Linked DNA regions of Homo sapiens: region 2 is linked to region 1. A link is a contact called in ENCODE Hi-C or POLR2A ChIA-PET data. All regions are on one chromosome and are shown on one strand. The core of a region is the stretch at or near the end of the contact, and the rest is flanking DNA. Distances in the headings are between cores, read along the strand shown.

Region 1 (7,847 bases), core at 1,441-3,940:
CTCAAGGAATCCACCCACCTCAGCCTCCCAACGGGCTGGGATTACAGGCGTGAGCCACCCCACTCGTCCTCTTACTCACTCCATTTGTGCATGCTTTTTTCAGAATAATGCCATTTCTCCATGAACTATAGCTCTCTATTTCTCTCAAAGTATGACTTTTAGTGTTAACTTCAATTAAGTGCTTGTGCTTTTAAAATATCCTAAAATGAGAACATCTAAGTGTGAGCAAGTAAAGGGAATACATTTGTGCCTAATGAAAAATTAATGTCATAGGTCCAACTTTTTCTCTATGTTATGAAACCTGATAGGGGTAGGCCTGGATTACTCTCCCTCACTCTCAGTCAAAATTCCATTGGGACAAATGGAATTCTGCTGAACAACTTAGATCTAGCAAGCAGGGCCAACCCCTGGAGCTGGGGGTAGAAGGGTGATTTCCCAAAGAAAGGAGAATTGGCCAGACGCAGTGGCTCACACCTGTAATCCCAACACTTTGGGAAGCCAAGGTGGGCGGATCACCTGAGGTCAAGAGTTCAAGACCAGCCTGGCCAACATTGCTAAACCCCATCTCCACTAATATTACAAAAGTTAGCTAAGCATGGTGGTAGGTGCCTGTAATCCCAGTTACTCGGGAGGCTGAGGCAGGAGAATTGGTTGAACCCAGGAGGCGGAGGTTGCAGTGAGCCAAGATCACTCCACTGCATGCCAGCCTGGGTGACAGAGCAAGACTCTGTCTCAAAAAAAAAAAAAAAAAAGAAAGGAGACTTGTCTATATATCTTGCTACTCCTTATTTCAGCTCCTTTTTGACATAGTTAGCTCAGTTCATTCATCAATTGTTATTAGTTTTTAAAAATAATTTTCCCTTTCAAATTATAAAAAGAATATATCAAATATGTCAATAATGTCTTTAAAACTCTTACAGAACAATAATTAATGAACAATCCATGTATATATGGAGGGAAACCCTATATATGGTGATATGGTTTGGCTCTGTGTCCTCACCCATATCTCATCTTGTAGCTCCCATAATTCCCACATGCTGCGGGATAGACCCAATGGGAGATGATTGAATCATGGGGGCAGGTCTTTCCCATGCTATTCTTGTGATAGTGCATAAGTCTCATGAGATCTGATGGTTTTTAAAAGGGGAGTTTCCCTCCACAAGCTCTCTTCTCTTGTCTGCCGCCATGTGAGACATGCCTTTCACCTTCTGCCATGATTGTGAGGCCTTCCCAGACACATAAAACTGTAAGTCCAATAAACCTCTTTCTTTTGTAAATTGCCCAGTCTCGGGTATGTCTTCATCAGCAGCTTGAAAACGGACTAATACATATGGGGATATATATCTGACTTATCCAGTCCTTTGCTACCCTAAACAAGACAGTGCCGTACATCATTGTCAAGTCTCCAGGGGGATTTGCATGATTTCTCTGGGAGATGTAAGCAGGACTGCTGCTGGATCATAAGGTTTGTGCATAGTTAATATCACCAGTTACAGCCAGGATGTCTCCAGAATGGCCAAACTAGTCCTGGGTTGATCCATCATTGAAGAGTTCAACAGCTCCAGATGCCATGAAATTGCTCCACTTTACACTGGAACCATCACGATGGAGGAGCATACACCGTTAGGGACACGTAAGCAGACACTGTCAAAGACCAGACCGGACCCCCTTGCATCCATTTTACCAGCTCTCTTCACTCATCTCCAGCTTCAAAGTTTTGGGGTTTTTTTGTTGGATTTTGTTTGTTTTTGAAACAGTGTCTCGCTCTTTCGCCCAGGCTGGAGTGCAGTGGTATGATCACAGCTCACTACAGCCTCGACCTCCTGGGCTCTAGAAATCCTCCTACCCCAGCCTCCTGAGTAGCTGGGAGTACAGGTGCATGCCACCACACCTGACTTTCTTTTATTTTTTTACTTTTTGTTTTTAGTAGAGAGGGGGGTCTTGCTATGTTACCCAGGCTGGTCTCGAACTCCTGGGCTCAGCAGTGTTTCTACTGCTTAATATTTACACCTGCAACAATCGGTGGCTCACCCTTGGACACTGGAGCCCGCCTAGACTGTAAGAAGAACTGCCTTGGAATTGTATATCCTCCTCCACCCCCACCACGACCTATAGCCAATGACTTACTGGTGTGGACTTACACCAGCTCTTGTATCTCAAGGTGGGGTAAACACCTTGCACCCTGGAGATCAGGCTGAGTCTGGGACTTCACCTGACATCTCAACTTTACTTAGTTTCTCTCTTTCCTTCCCGCAGCCTACTTCTTCCACTCCCTTACTAATTTCCTCTGGAAGCTGTGCCTTAACAAACCACTTACACCCAAATCCTTGGTTCAAGCTCAGCTTCAGGAAGAATCTGGGCAAAGACACACATTTCTATTTCACTGCTGAACATAAATGACAAATTCCAGACATTGATCATGTTAGATTCTTCAGCATACTAAATTTGGGCTCCTATTTAAAACTACTTTCACTTTCTTTACTGGGCCATCTTAATATAATATACTAAAATCTCTCCTAATTGACAATCCAAGCTTCCTCCCCCACAGCTGCAGTCCCAGCTGCTGTCAAAGAGCATGGCTTTTCTGTGGGATAGTCACGTCGACCCCTGTAGGAACTCCATTTCAGACTCTCAGGGGGTATGACTGTTAGGTGTTTCTGTGTCTCCAAATGTTACTCATGGCAGAAAGCAGCTGCAATTGCCCTTTACAGAACATGCCCCTCTCAAATAGCTGTCACGTGAAAATTTGAGTCATTTATGAAGCTGCAAACCAGTAAGAGAGGTAACAAGATTAAGTCAGGGTGGGCGGGAAAGTGCAGGCAGCACACACAGGCTGCTCGTCCAAGGAGTGTGACTGTGAGAACACTTGGGAACTCGGGCAGCAGCCAGAGGAAACAGCAGGGGCAAAGGAAAGGTGTATGTATATTCAAGAAAAATACAACCTCAGCGTTTTTAGGACAGAAGAATTGACGCCAGTGAAAGGAAAAAATTGTGTAGGGATGAAAATAAAAAGATATTTGATAGATGAAGTTCCCAGAGAAGGTGAGAGGGGGAGGAAATGGCAGTCTTGGAAAGGAAGAAGGTCTTCACTGATGATCAAAAGTGCCTGTGTCTTCAGGCATAGGATTTCCTATGAGTTCCATGTCCTCTGTCTGTATGTTAGGCTTAAGGACAAAGGCCTATTTGTGCCATACAAAGAAAAGTGCCTGTATTAGGCCGTTCTCACATCACTATAAAAATACCTGAGACTGGGTAATTTATAAAGAAAAGAGGTTTAATTGCCTCCTGGTTCTGCAGGCTTTATGGGAGATGACATGGTGCTGGCATCTGCTCAGCTTCTAGGGAGGCCTTGGGAAGCTTACAATCAGGGTGGAAGGTGGTGGGGGAGCAGGCATGTCACGTGGCAAAAGCAGGGGCAAGGGAGAGACGTGGGGGGAAGCTCTCTTCACTCATCTCCAATACTTTTAAACAATCAGATTTTGTGATAACTCACTATCATGAAAACAGCACCAAGCCATGAGGGATCTGCCTCCATGTACCAAACACCTCTCACCAGGTCTCACTTCCAACATTGGTGATATGGTTTGACTGTGTCCCCACCCAAATCTCATCTTGAACTGTAGCTCCCATAATCCCCACTTGTCGTGGGAAGGACCTGGTGGGAGGTAATTGAATCATGGGGTCAGGTTTTTCCCAGGCTATTCTCATGACAGTGAATAAGTCTCATGAGATCTGATGGTTTTATAAAGGGCAGCTCCCTTGCACATGCTCTCTTGCCTGCCACCATGTAAGATGTGCCTTTGTTCCTCCTTTGCCTTCTGCCATGATTGTGAGTCCTCCTCAGCCATGTGGAACTCTGAGTCCATTAAACCTCTTTTTCTTTATAAATTATCCAGTCTCAGGTTTTTCTTCATAGCAGTATGAAAATGAACTAATACAATAAATTGGTACTGGTAGAGTGGGGTACTGCTATAAGAATACCTGAAAATGTGGAAGCGACTTTGGAGCTGAGTAACAGGCAGAGGTTGGAACAGTTTGGAGGGCTCAGAAGAAGACAGAAAAATGTGGGCAAGTTTGGAACTTCCTAGAGACTTGGAGGGCTCAGAAGACAAGAAGGTGTGGGAAAGTTTGGAACTTCCTAGAGATTTGTTGAATGGCTTCGACCAAAATGCTGATAGTGAAATGGACTATAAGGTCCTGGCTGAGGTGGTCTCAGATGGAGATGAGGATTGTTGGGAACTGGAGCAAAGTTGACTCTTGCTATGTTTTGGCAAAGAGACTGGCAGTATTTTGCCCCTGCCCTAGAGATCTGTGGAACTTTCAACTTGAGAGAGATGATTTAGGGTATCTGGTGGAAGAAATTTCTAAGCAACAAAGTGTTCCAGAGGTGACTTGGGTGTTACTAAATGCATTCAGTTTTATGTATTCACAAAGATAAGGTGTGGAATTGGAACTTGTGTTTAAAAGGGAAGCAGAGGATAAAAGCTTGGAAAATTTGCAGCCTAATGATGCAATAGAAAAGAAAAACCCATTTTCTGAGGAGAAATTCAAGCCTGCTGCAGAAATTTACATAAGTATCAAGGACCCAAATGTTAATTACAGGACAATGGGGAAAATGTCTCCCAGGCATGTCTGAGGTCTTCACGGCAGCCCCTCCCAATACAAGCAGGGAGGCCTAGGAGGAAAAAATAGTTCTCTGTGCTGGGCTTAGGGCCTTGCTGTTTTGTGCAGTCTTGGGACTTGATGCCCTGTGTCCCAGCTGTGGATAAAAGGGGCCAACGTACAGTTCAAGTCATTGCTTCAGAGGGTGCAAGCCCCAAGCCTTGACAGCTTACACATGGTGTCAGGCCTGCAGGTGAGCACAGGTCAAGAATTGAGGTTTGAGAACCTCCACCTAGATCTCAGAGGATGTAGGGAACTCCTGGATGTTCTGGCAGAGGTGTGCTGCTGGGGCAGAGCCCTCATGGAGAACCTCTGCTAGGTCAGTGGGGAAGGGAAATGTGGGGTGGGAGCCCCCACACAGAGTCCTCACTGGAGCACTGTCTAGTGGAGCTGTGAGAAGAGGGCAACTAGCCTCCAGTCCCCAGAATGGTAGATCCACCAACAGCTTGCACTGTGCACCTGGAAAAGCTGCAGACATTCAATGCCAGCAGCCAGGAGAGGGGCTATACTCTGCAAAGCCACAGTGGCAGAGCTGCCTGAGACCATGGGAATCCACCTCTTGCATCAGCATGGCCTGGATGTGAGACATGAAGTCAAAGGAGATCATTTGGAGCTTTAAGATTTGACTGCCCCACTGGATTTCGGACTTAGCCCCTTTGTTTTTGCCAATTTCTCCTGTTTGGAACGAGTGTATTTACCCAATGCCTGTACCCCACTGTATCTAGGAAGTAACTAACTTGCTTTTGATTTTACAGGCTCTTAGGCAGAAGGGACTTGCCTTTTCTCAGATGAGACTTTGGACTGTGGACTTTTGAGTTAATGCTGAAATGAGTTAAGACTTTGGGGAACTGTTGAAAAGACATAATCGGTTTTAAAATTTGAGGACATGAGATTTTGGAGGGTCCCAGGGTGGAATGATATGGTTTGGGTCTGTCCCCACCAAAATCTCATCTTGAACTGTAGCCCTCATAATCCCCACGTGTCGTGGGCAGGACCTGGTGGGAGGTAATCGAATCATGGGGGCAGGTTTTTCCCTTGCTATTCTCGTGATAGTTCATAAGGCTTATGAGATCTGATGGTTTTATAAAGGGCAGTTCCCCTGCACATGCTCTCTTGCCTGCCACCATGTAAGATGTGCTTTTGCTCCTCCTTTGCCTTCGGCCATGATTGTGAGACTTCCCCAACCATGTGGAACCATGAGTCCGTTCAACCTCTTTTTCTTTATACCCAGTCTCAGATATTTCTTCATAGCAGTACGAAAATGGACTAATACAATTGGGAATTACAATTCAGCATGAGATTTGGGCACAGACAAATATCCAAACTATATCAGTGCCTTTTTAAATAGTGCCTTATAGGAGCATCCTGGAAAGATAACCATCCAATGCACCAGTATGAACACTTTACCTTGGCCACCATCTAGCCAGGGGAACTAGGGGAAGACTCACCTAGGGCTGGAGTCAGAAGGCATCTCAGTCATGCTCAAGGCTATTTTTGTGTACCAGTGGAAACATAACTGTGCAGATTTTTTCTATAAGGAATATTCATTGCTCTGGCAGTCAAATACACACACACACATTTTATATATATATATATATATATGTATATGTATATATATATATAATTTTTTATGATAATGGTGTTTAAACTTCCTCAGTTTAACAGTTGACTATACACTATATACCCAAGTTAAATCAAAATCTTTTCTTTATATATGTATGCTTTCTTAGAGAACCAATCAGAGAAAATACATTTCCAAGAAGCTGAAGGTGTATACTGTCTGCATATATCCCTTAATCTTTTATTTGACAGATATGTCCTAATCTCAAAGCTGTTCCACATTAAAGAGTCTTTCTAGGTGTTCCAAATCTATCAGTTAGGGTTGCTGCAGGAGATGAAGCCCCAGGGCAGTCTAACATGCCTATCTTCCACTCCTGTGTATGTCTACGGAAAATCTATAAAATAGTAGATTGTCCCAGCCTGGGCAACATGGTGAAACCCATCTCTACCAAAAAAATATAAAAATTAGCCTGGCATGTTCATGCATGCCTGTAGTCTCAGCTACTCAGGCGGCTGAGGTTGGAGGATTGCTTGAACCCTAGAGGCAGAGGTTGCAGTGAGCCAAGATCGTGCCACTTGCACTCCAGCTAGGTGACAGAGAGAGACCCTGTTTCAAAAAAAAAAAAAATAGTAGACTGTTTTCTAACTCCTTCCTTCCCCTCCCACACACCTCCACCAAGTGCTAGATTCCAAATATACTTGGGCTCAATATTCATTAGGCAGAAGGGATTCTGAGTTCACCACTTTCTCCACATTGTCCCCCTATTTCTCAGATCCAGTATCATTTTAAATATCCAACAATTACATTATGAATTGCAAAACTCCTTGGACTTGGTTAGGTGGTATAACCACTCATTTTTTTAATCAGCCCAGAATTTCAGGTCTTTTTCAATCAAAATATAGAAGGATCATGGGAGCTTAATACTCTACTGAACCATGAATTGGTTGAGGCAAAATAATGGCATTACCTCTGACCACGCGTGAGATCACTCGTCATTTCACCAGGTTGTTGCAGAATACTCCAAAGACTATTCTCTGGTTATGCTCATGAACTCTCATCCAGAAATTATGCTGCATGGTGTACAATCCTACAAGATTTTGCCTCTGTCGATCACACAGTATGCAACAAGTTGAAGGTGGTTGTCCTGATTTCAGGTCTCTCCTTGGAGAGATCTTATTTGACCCTACAATCTAAACTAGCCACTGAGTCACCCTATCATACCACTCTGTTTAAATTCTCTGCATAGGCTGAGCGTGGTGGCTTACACCTGTAATCCCAGCACTTTGGGAGGCCAAGGTGGGTGGATCACGAGGTCAGGAGTTCAAGACCAGCCTAGCCAACATAGTGAAACCCCATCTCTACTAAAAATACAAAAAAAAAAATTAGCCTGGTGTGGTGGCAGGTGCCTGTAGTCCCAGCTACTTGGGAGGCTGAGGCAGGAGAAGCACTTGAAACTGGGAGGCGGAGGTTGCAGTGAGCCGAGATTGCACCACTGCACTCCAGCCTGGGTGACACAGTGAGACTCTGTCTCAAAAAACAAAATTATCTGCATAGCACATGCTGCTAAATGATATTTTTCTTGCTCATTTAATTGTTTGTCTAGTGCTTGTGTCCTTCCACTAGG
Region 2 (7,847 bases), core at 1,888-4,387, 40 kb after region 1:
AAAATATTTTTTTTCATCAGGGTAAGTTTCATTTTTGGAAACAACCAAGCCATTTAATAAGGCAGACGGTAACTGACTGGATAGAAGTGCTGTAGCCTACAATATAATGAGACTAGCTTTTACTTTGATTCCTTAATTAGCCCTAAAGGTAATTCCAAAAAAAGTTCCTAAAATGTTTAGTGCAATAGCAGTACAGTTGAAAGAAGTGTCTAGACTCCCAAAGCAACTTCTCTGAAAAGGAAGACATTCATTTGAACATACGGATGAATTTCTTAGAGAAAAATAGGCCATCCTTGCCTTGCTTGATTTTCTCAAAAACTCTATGTTATTGGTGCCTAGCTAAGGGAAGTTGACTATTTTCAGCTTCCTACAGTATCAAATTTTATTTAACAATTCATTTTTGAAGTGAATAGAAGCGCAAAACCTGAAATACCTTCATAGAACCATGCCTTAGTGACCTATTCCAAAACAGACTTAAAACATTCACAGGCGTATGCACAACTGATAAACATAAATATACATATGAATATATACTATACATAAGATAAATAATAAATTAAACATAAATGTAGTGATAAATAAATATGCATACGGATATTAATTAAATATACAAAATATTTAAATGCCAACTCTACCCACCTGAATTTTACTTTTAATTTCAGAGCCTTGATTCCAATGCTAATTTCATTAAGCATGTCTATAACTGGGTTGCAAGAATGGTATATGCTGAACGGTAAATGCTGTACAAATTAACTTAAACACGTTTTGCATTACATTCTCATAGAGGTATTTAATATGGGTAAACTGGTGTTTTGTGTGTGTGTGTGTGTGTGTTCCAGTTAATGAAGAAAGGAGGAAGGAAAGTATCACACATTGAATACCTATTGTACGCCAAGGGCTGAACACGTTACTATTTAAATGCTCTCAACATCTCCGAGCTAAATATTTTAATCCCCATTTACAGAAAAATAAAAATAAAAAACTAGGCTAGAGAATATAAACAGCAGAATGCTGGCATACCATTGGCAAGTGGAGAAAATGCATTTAGAATTAGCTGATCAATGGGTGGAGAAAAAAGCCAAAGGCCACACCCATGTGTTTAGAAAATGAAATGAAAGTCTCTTCCCAGAGAGAATCTTTTTTTCCCCAAAAAACCTGATGCTATCATTTCCCTTAATTTTTCATTAACCTCAATAATTCTTTGCCATATTTTTCCAAAAATGAAACAGGACTATTACCTCCCAATGTGGGAAAATAAAATGTTCTATGAATTTTTATCTTGTTATTTATACAACAAGCCTTTGGAAACCAGTTAAGTGCTTGAACCAGTTAAGTATTTGGGTGGGACATTTAAAAATAAATCAAGCTAAATAAAGAAGTGTTAAAGTTCATAGAGCAAAGAAAAAGTTATAATCCTTAGCTGAAAGATACTAGGAGACATAGCCATCTATGGGGGTTAAAGATTTAAATTTAAAAATAATAATAATAAAGAGAAGCTCCTTCAAATAAATGCAGGAGGAAATTGAGAATCAACATCAGGACAGCTCATTTGACCTTACGGATATATTTTACTGGTGACTTTCTGGTTTTCAAAACTGTTTCTGATTTTTTTAACTTGTTAATGGCTCCAATTTGCCAGCATATTTCCCAGTTCCCCTGTATTCCACTCAGTAAATCTTGTTCATTTTCAGCTTTTATTTTCTTGTTCAGTCCCTAATAACGGACAATTTGTAAGGAAGCAAACTAAAACACTTGGATTAAATAATGCATTTTTTTTCATTATGCTGATGGGTTCATTTTCAAAACAAATGTAAGCTTCATAATTTACTGATATTTCGTGATTTTTACCTTATTTCTGTGAGGATTTCTTTCTCATGGACTTCTGTCTTTGCCATTGACAAAACTCCTAATAATACCACCCAAATCCTAAAAGGGGTTAAACTTCAAGTGACTGATGTTCTGAAAGTGACATGATCAAAAAATAGTCTCATCCAGAAATTTAGATTTGTGACTTAAGTTATCAGAAGAGTTTCCAAAACTCCAAACAGCCTGCATTAATTCTGGCTTTTTTGGTTTTCTGTTAGTCTGCCTCTGTTTTTATACTAAAAGGGTATACAGAAATTTGTGTGCATTGCTCATCCTGAGTTGAATTCCTATGAAGTAGAGCTGAGTACAGAAATGTCTTTCACTTCAAAGGGCATACTGTGGGGTGCAAAGAAAGGCAGGCTTGGGTCCTTCCAGCCAAACATTGCCCTCTGGCACTCATGCTCAACTCCCCAGGGATACAAGAGGGCAATCTCCGGCCCTTGTAGCTCTAGGTAACATTTCCCACAACCCCTGACTCATAAATATTGACATTTGGGAAAAATAAGACCAAAAAAGAAAAAAGGGCTTTTTCAAAACAAAAAAAAAACTGTTTTTAAGATGAAGTGTTTATATATTTTCTAAAGCCTGGTTTATACCTAAGCTATCACTATAATTTTTAAATAAAATATACCTCATCTTGGGATTTTAAAAAAATAGTATTATCCATCAACCACTAGAGAATATAGGAAAGAAAACTTTCAGCACGGTTTTTATTTATTTATTTTATATTTTTCCATCCGGAAAATAACAGGACTGAGTTGAAAGCAATTTTTTCTAAAAGTAGCAATAGCAACATTCTCAGATAAAATCTTTTTTGCTGAATATCAACGTTTAAATTATAGTGAATTTGAAGTTATTTATTTTCAGCAAAAGCTTTTCTTTTTCCTTTTAAATATTTGTCTCCACCCCTCTTTGCTTCAAAAAACAGAAATGATGTGACAACTGAGACCTTCGAGAATTCCTTAGACCCCAGCCTGTTTTCATTGTGGAACTACAGCGCGACCTGGTGGTAGTTGCTGTTTTTAGCATGGTTTATGAATAAATGGTCAAAGTTTCAAAACCAAAACAAAGGAAAGCCTTGTGTTTAGACTTTTAGAAAATATAGTATCAGGAAAGAAAACAGTGGGATGGCTCTCTTAGAATCATAATTACAGATAGAACTTTTTTTAAGTTTTTTAACTATAATATACTTTTTTTTCCCTTAGGGTGTCGCTCTGTTGCCCAGGCTGGAGTGCAGTGGCGTGATATGAGCTCACACCGCAACCTCCGCTTTCTGGCTCAAGCCATCCTCCAGCCTCAGTTCCCGAGTAGCTGGGACCACAGGCACGAGGCACCACACCCACTTCTTTTTTATTTTTTCTTTTGTATTTTTTTGTAGAGATAGGGTTTCACCATGTTGCCCAGGCTGGTCTCCAACTTCTGAACTCAAAGAGATCCGCCCACCTCGGCCTCCCAAAGACCTAGGATTACAGGCGTGAGCCACTGCGCCTGACCAAATATATCTTTTAAGAATAAATAATCTAGTAAGGTTATTGATGAGTCATTATATCACCTGATACAATTTTTAACATTCATATATTTTCAGGAATATGAATTTTCAGTCATATTTCCTCTTTTTAACTACTTTTACAGTTCTCTAAACAATGCTTCAAAAACATTAACAGAAAAAAATATTTAATCAGTGATACAAGAGAAGACTGTTTTATATGCTTTTCTTTGACAACTAGCAGCACATTGATGCAAGAGTTTATAGACAAAATGGTGATTCATAGTAACTGTAATCTTCTCTGTGTTTATTGTACTTTACACCCATCTTATCTAATCCTCTCAACCACCCTGTTAAATTCAGAATCAGTATCTCCATTCTACAGATTAGAAAACTGAGGCTTCAGGATATGAAATAACTTGTTCAAGGTCACTCCTCTGGTGAGTGACAGAATGGACTCAACCCTGGGCCTGCCTGCTCCAATGCCTAGGCATAGGGTCAGGCTGGTGATAGGCCCTTTTTAAAGATTGGCTGATTCAATGAGCAAATGCATCTACTGTGAGAATATTAAAGGTAAGCCTGGACTGGATCCAAAGTCTTCTGACTTGATAACCAGTAAATCTTCCAGTAAAGTTTAGACATATTTTGAACTTTCTCTTGTTTCTGCCTGCAGTTGCACTCTCCTGAGCCTGCTAAGTCCCCACTATTTTCTACAAAAGAACAAAGAAAAAATACCAGGCGAGAGTGACCCATAGCCTGAGCCCCAGGCTGTTTTACCCACGAGGCCCTAGCAGGGGATCTTTTCCACTTTTGTGCCATAGATCCCTTTGGAAGCCTAAGTGAAGCTCCTGGAACTTTTTTAAAATGCCCCACAAAGAAAGCCAACTATTTTAAAATAAAATTTTCAAAAAACTTTTAAAAACTCGGCCGGGCGCAGTAGCTCACGACTGTAATCCCAGCACTCTGGGAGGCTGAGGTGGATGGATCACTGAGGTCAGGAATTTGAGACCAGCCTGGCCAACATGGTGAAAACCCATCTCTACTAAACACACACACACACACACACACACACAAAATTAGCTGGGTGTGGTGGCACACGCCTGTGATCCCAGCTACTTGGGAGGCTGAGGCAGGAGAATCTCTTGAGCCCAGGAGGCGGATGTTGTGGTGAGCTGAGATTGCACCACTGCACTCCAGCCTGGGTAACAGAGCAAGAGTCATCTCAAAAAAAAAAAAAAACTTTAAAATACTAATTTGTAAATATGTGCTTATTTATTAATGCATTTAATAACAAGATTTAATAACAATGTCACAACTATATATTCAAAGTAGCAATTAGTATAAATGATGTTTTGGGATATTCGTAATCCCTGTAATGTGACATGAATATATCTATTGTTTCTATTGGTGAGAGAGATATTGTTAATATTAATGTGATGTATGGCCTATATTCTTTAATAAATAAAATTACAAATTTCAGTTTGAAGTTAATGAAAACAGATTTTTTTCATCCAAGTTCATGGACCTTCTTACCCTCCTGAATTAAGAAATCAAAGCTAATCTTAAATAAGTCACAGCTAAATCTTTTCAAAAACTAAAAAATTTTAAAATTCTTAAATTCTGTCAAAAAAATGCTTAAGCAATATATATATGTTTCCCTTGATTAGTGTGAGATATTCACTTTAATATGAATATTATGAATAATATGAATATTCACTTTAATATGAATAATATGAAGCAAGACTCCAAAAATAAGCATGGATCTAGGACCTAGGGAGATGTTAAAACAACCTTGCCTGAGTCTCATGACAGTAATCAACAAATAATAGTATTATTTGCCCATAATAATAATTCAGTTTGTATGCATCTGACAAAGGACTAATATCCAGAATCTACAAGGAACTCAAACAAATCAGCAAGGAAAAAAAACAAACAAACAAATAATCCCATCAAAAAGTGGGCTAAGGACATGAATAGACAATTCTCAAAAGAAGATATACAAATGGCCAACAAACATATGAAAAAAAAGTTCAATATCACTAATTATCAGGGAAATGCAAATCAAAACAACAGTGAAATACCACCTTACTCCTGAAAGAATGGCCATAATTTAAAAATCAGAAAATAACAGATGTTGGTGTGGATGTGGTGAAAAGAGTGCATTTTACACTAGTGGTGGGAATGTAAACTAGTACAACCACTATGGAAAACAGTGTGGAGATTCCTTAAAGAACTAAAAATAGAACTACCAGTTGATCCAGCAATCCCCCTATTGGGTATCTGCCCAGAGGAAAAGAAGTCAATATAAGAAAAAGACACTTGCACACGCATGTCTCTAGCAGCACAGTTCGCAATTGCAAAGATATGAAACCAGCCTAAATGTCCATCAGCCAACAAGTGGATAAGGAAAATGTGGGATATATAACTACTCAGCCTCAAAAAGGAAAAAAATAATGGCATTCGCAGCAACCTGGATGGAGTTGGAGACCATTATTCTAAATGAAGTAACTCAGGAATGGAAAACCAAACAGGAATGGAAAACTAAGCTATGAGGACGCAAAGGCATGAGAATGATATAATGGACTTTGGAGACTCAGGGGGAAGGTTGGGAGAGGGCCAATGGATAAAAAAGTACACATTGGGTACAGTGTACATTGCTCAGGTGACAGATGCACCAAAATCTCAGAAATCACCACTTAAGAACTTTTCCATGCAACCAAACACTACCTTTTCCCTCAAAACTATTGAAATATAATAGAAATAAAAGAATAAAAAAATCATAATAATAATTCAGTTTGACATGACAAACATTGAGCAGCTACTATGCTAGACACACTACTAGTGTTTTTAAAAATACATTTTAAAAGTGAATACTTCTTTGTCATTTGTGCAGCATTTATCATTTTCAAAGCAGTTCTACACACATCTTTCTTTCAAATCTAATTACAACTTCAAGGGGCAAGGCAGGGTCTGGAGACTTATTCATTAATTCTGCATTCCCACGATAAATCTCACTCTGGACCCATAGTAAGTACTCAATAAAAGAAGACAGTTTACTCCACCTTTATCCCCCAAGCAAGCCCCTGAATTAGGGCTGCCAGGTAGGATACAGAATGTTCAGTTAAATTTAAATTTCAGATAAACAATTTTTTACTCTAAGTATATCCCATGAAAATGATTTTTAAATATCTATAATATGGGACACACACACATTTTTTTGAGTATTTGTTGTTAACCTAGATTTCAAATTTAACTGGGCATTCTGTGTTTTTGCTGGCTAAATTTGGCAATTCTTTCCTGAATTTCTCTGCCCAGGAGCTCCCTCTGCTGCAGGAACTCAACGATAGGGAGGAAGAGTCCAGAAAAGTAGGGCTGTCAGCACCTCTGTGAGCAGCCGACGATCCACAGCGGATGGAGTTTGGTGGTAAAGGTACTCACTTCCTGTCTCTCTGGTGATGATTTTGAGCATGTTCTACAAAGTCTTTCAGATGGTCCCAGTAGGTTGGAGCCCAGCTGCCCTCAGTGGTAACCTGCCCATTAACGTATCCTGTGTTGGTTTCCTTTCCTCCCCTACCTCACCTCCCCACTCCCCTTTCTATGATTCCTAGAGTCACCTCCCAAATAAACTTTCACATTTACATTATTGTCTCATGGTCTCTTCTGAGGGAACTCAAACTAAAACAAAATGCTTATTGAATTAAATCCTCAGTTGCAGATGAGAGGTTCAGGGACCATGCCAGATGCTGAAGGCACCAAGATGGATAGTGATGAGCCTTCTCATTCAGCCCTTACTCAGCACTGCCTCTGGCTACCAAGCACTGTGCTCCTATCATGTACCAGCCCCTGGGACTCTCCGTTTACATGCATCTTGGCTAACCCTTTCCACCACCCTGCCCAGTAGCTATCATTATGCTCAAATTGCAAACGGGGAAATTGATGCTCAGAGGGTTTTCCAAAGTCACACAGTCATAGAAATGCCATCTTTGGTTAGGGAGCAGTGCCTCACACCTGAAGTTTCAGCACTTTGGGAGGCCAAAGCTGGCAGATCGCTTGAGCTCAGGAGTTTGAGACCAGCCTAGACAACATGGCAAAATCCCATCCACACAAAAAATACAAAAATTAGCTGGGTGTGGTGACATGCCTATAGTCCCAGCTATTTAGGAGGCAGGATTGCTTGAGTCCAGGAGTTCAAGGCTTCAGTGAGCTGTGATCACGCCACTGAACTCCAGCCTGGGTGACAGAGTGAGTCTCTGTCTCAAAAAAAAAAAAAAAAAAGAAAAGAAAAAGAAAAGGGCCGGGCGCAGTGGCTCACGCCTGTAATCCCAGCACTTTGGGAGGCCGAGGCGGGCGGATCACAAGGTCAGGATATCAAGACCATCCTGGCTAACACAGTGAAACCCCGTCTCTACTAAAAATACAAAATATCAGCCGGGCGTGGTGGCGAGCGCCTGTAGTCCCAGCTACTTGGGAGGCTGAGGCAGGAGAATGGCGTGAA

Evidence for each region. Hi-C counts contacts between places; a loop is a spot of excess contacts on that map. ChIA-PET counts read pairs that join two places held with the same protein, here RNA polymerase II (POLR2A). Pooled maps may share reads with other maps.
Region 2: a map with no recorded cell type shows a loop between it and region 1 (9-fold over the local background). The contact joins two enhancer-like sites. A Hi-C loop is called at or near these places in 2 of 168 maps with a recorded cell type or tissue (MCF 10A and PC-3), 4 of 37 single-sample maps with no recorded cell type and 2 of 50 pooled maps. POLR2A ChIA-PET finds 5 or more read pairs at or near these places in 3 of 52 experiments (MCF 10A, PC-9 and endothelial cell of umbilical vein).

Annotation. Positions count from the first base shown.
Region 1 is chr4:147,548,106-147,555,952 of GRCh38, forward strand. No RefSeq gene overlaps it. Among named protein-coding and RNA genes, the nearest start is that of LINC02507, 18 kb to the right of the region's middle. RefSeq lists an enhancer at 2,860-2,919. Within about 2 kb of position 2,691, at least 5 of the 41 ENCODE cell types and tissues checked have a DNase peak (open chromatin) inside an H3K27ac peak, as active enhancers do.
Region 2 is chr4:147,587,598-147,595,444 of GRCh38, forward strand. LINC02507 (long intergenic non-protein coding RNA 2507) reads left to right here. Exons shown (of 4, transcript NR_187416.1): 4 at 6,668-6,992. Among named protein-coding and RNA genes, the nearest start is that of LINC02507, 22 kb to the left of the region's middle. Within about 2 kb of position 3,138, at least 3 of the 41 ENCODE cell types and tissues checked have a DNase peak (open chromatin) inside an H3K27ac peak, as active enhancers do.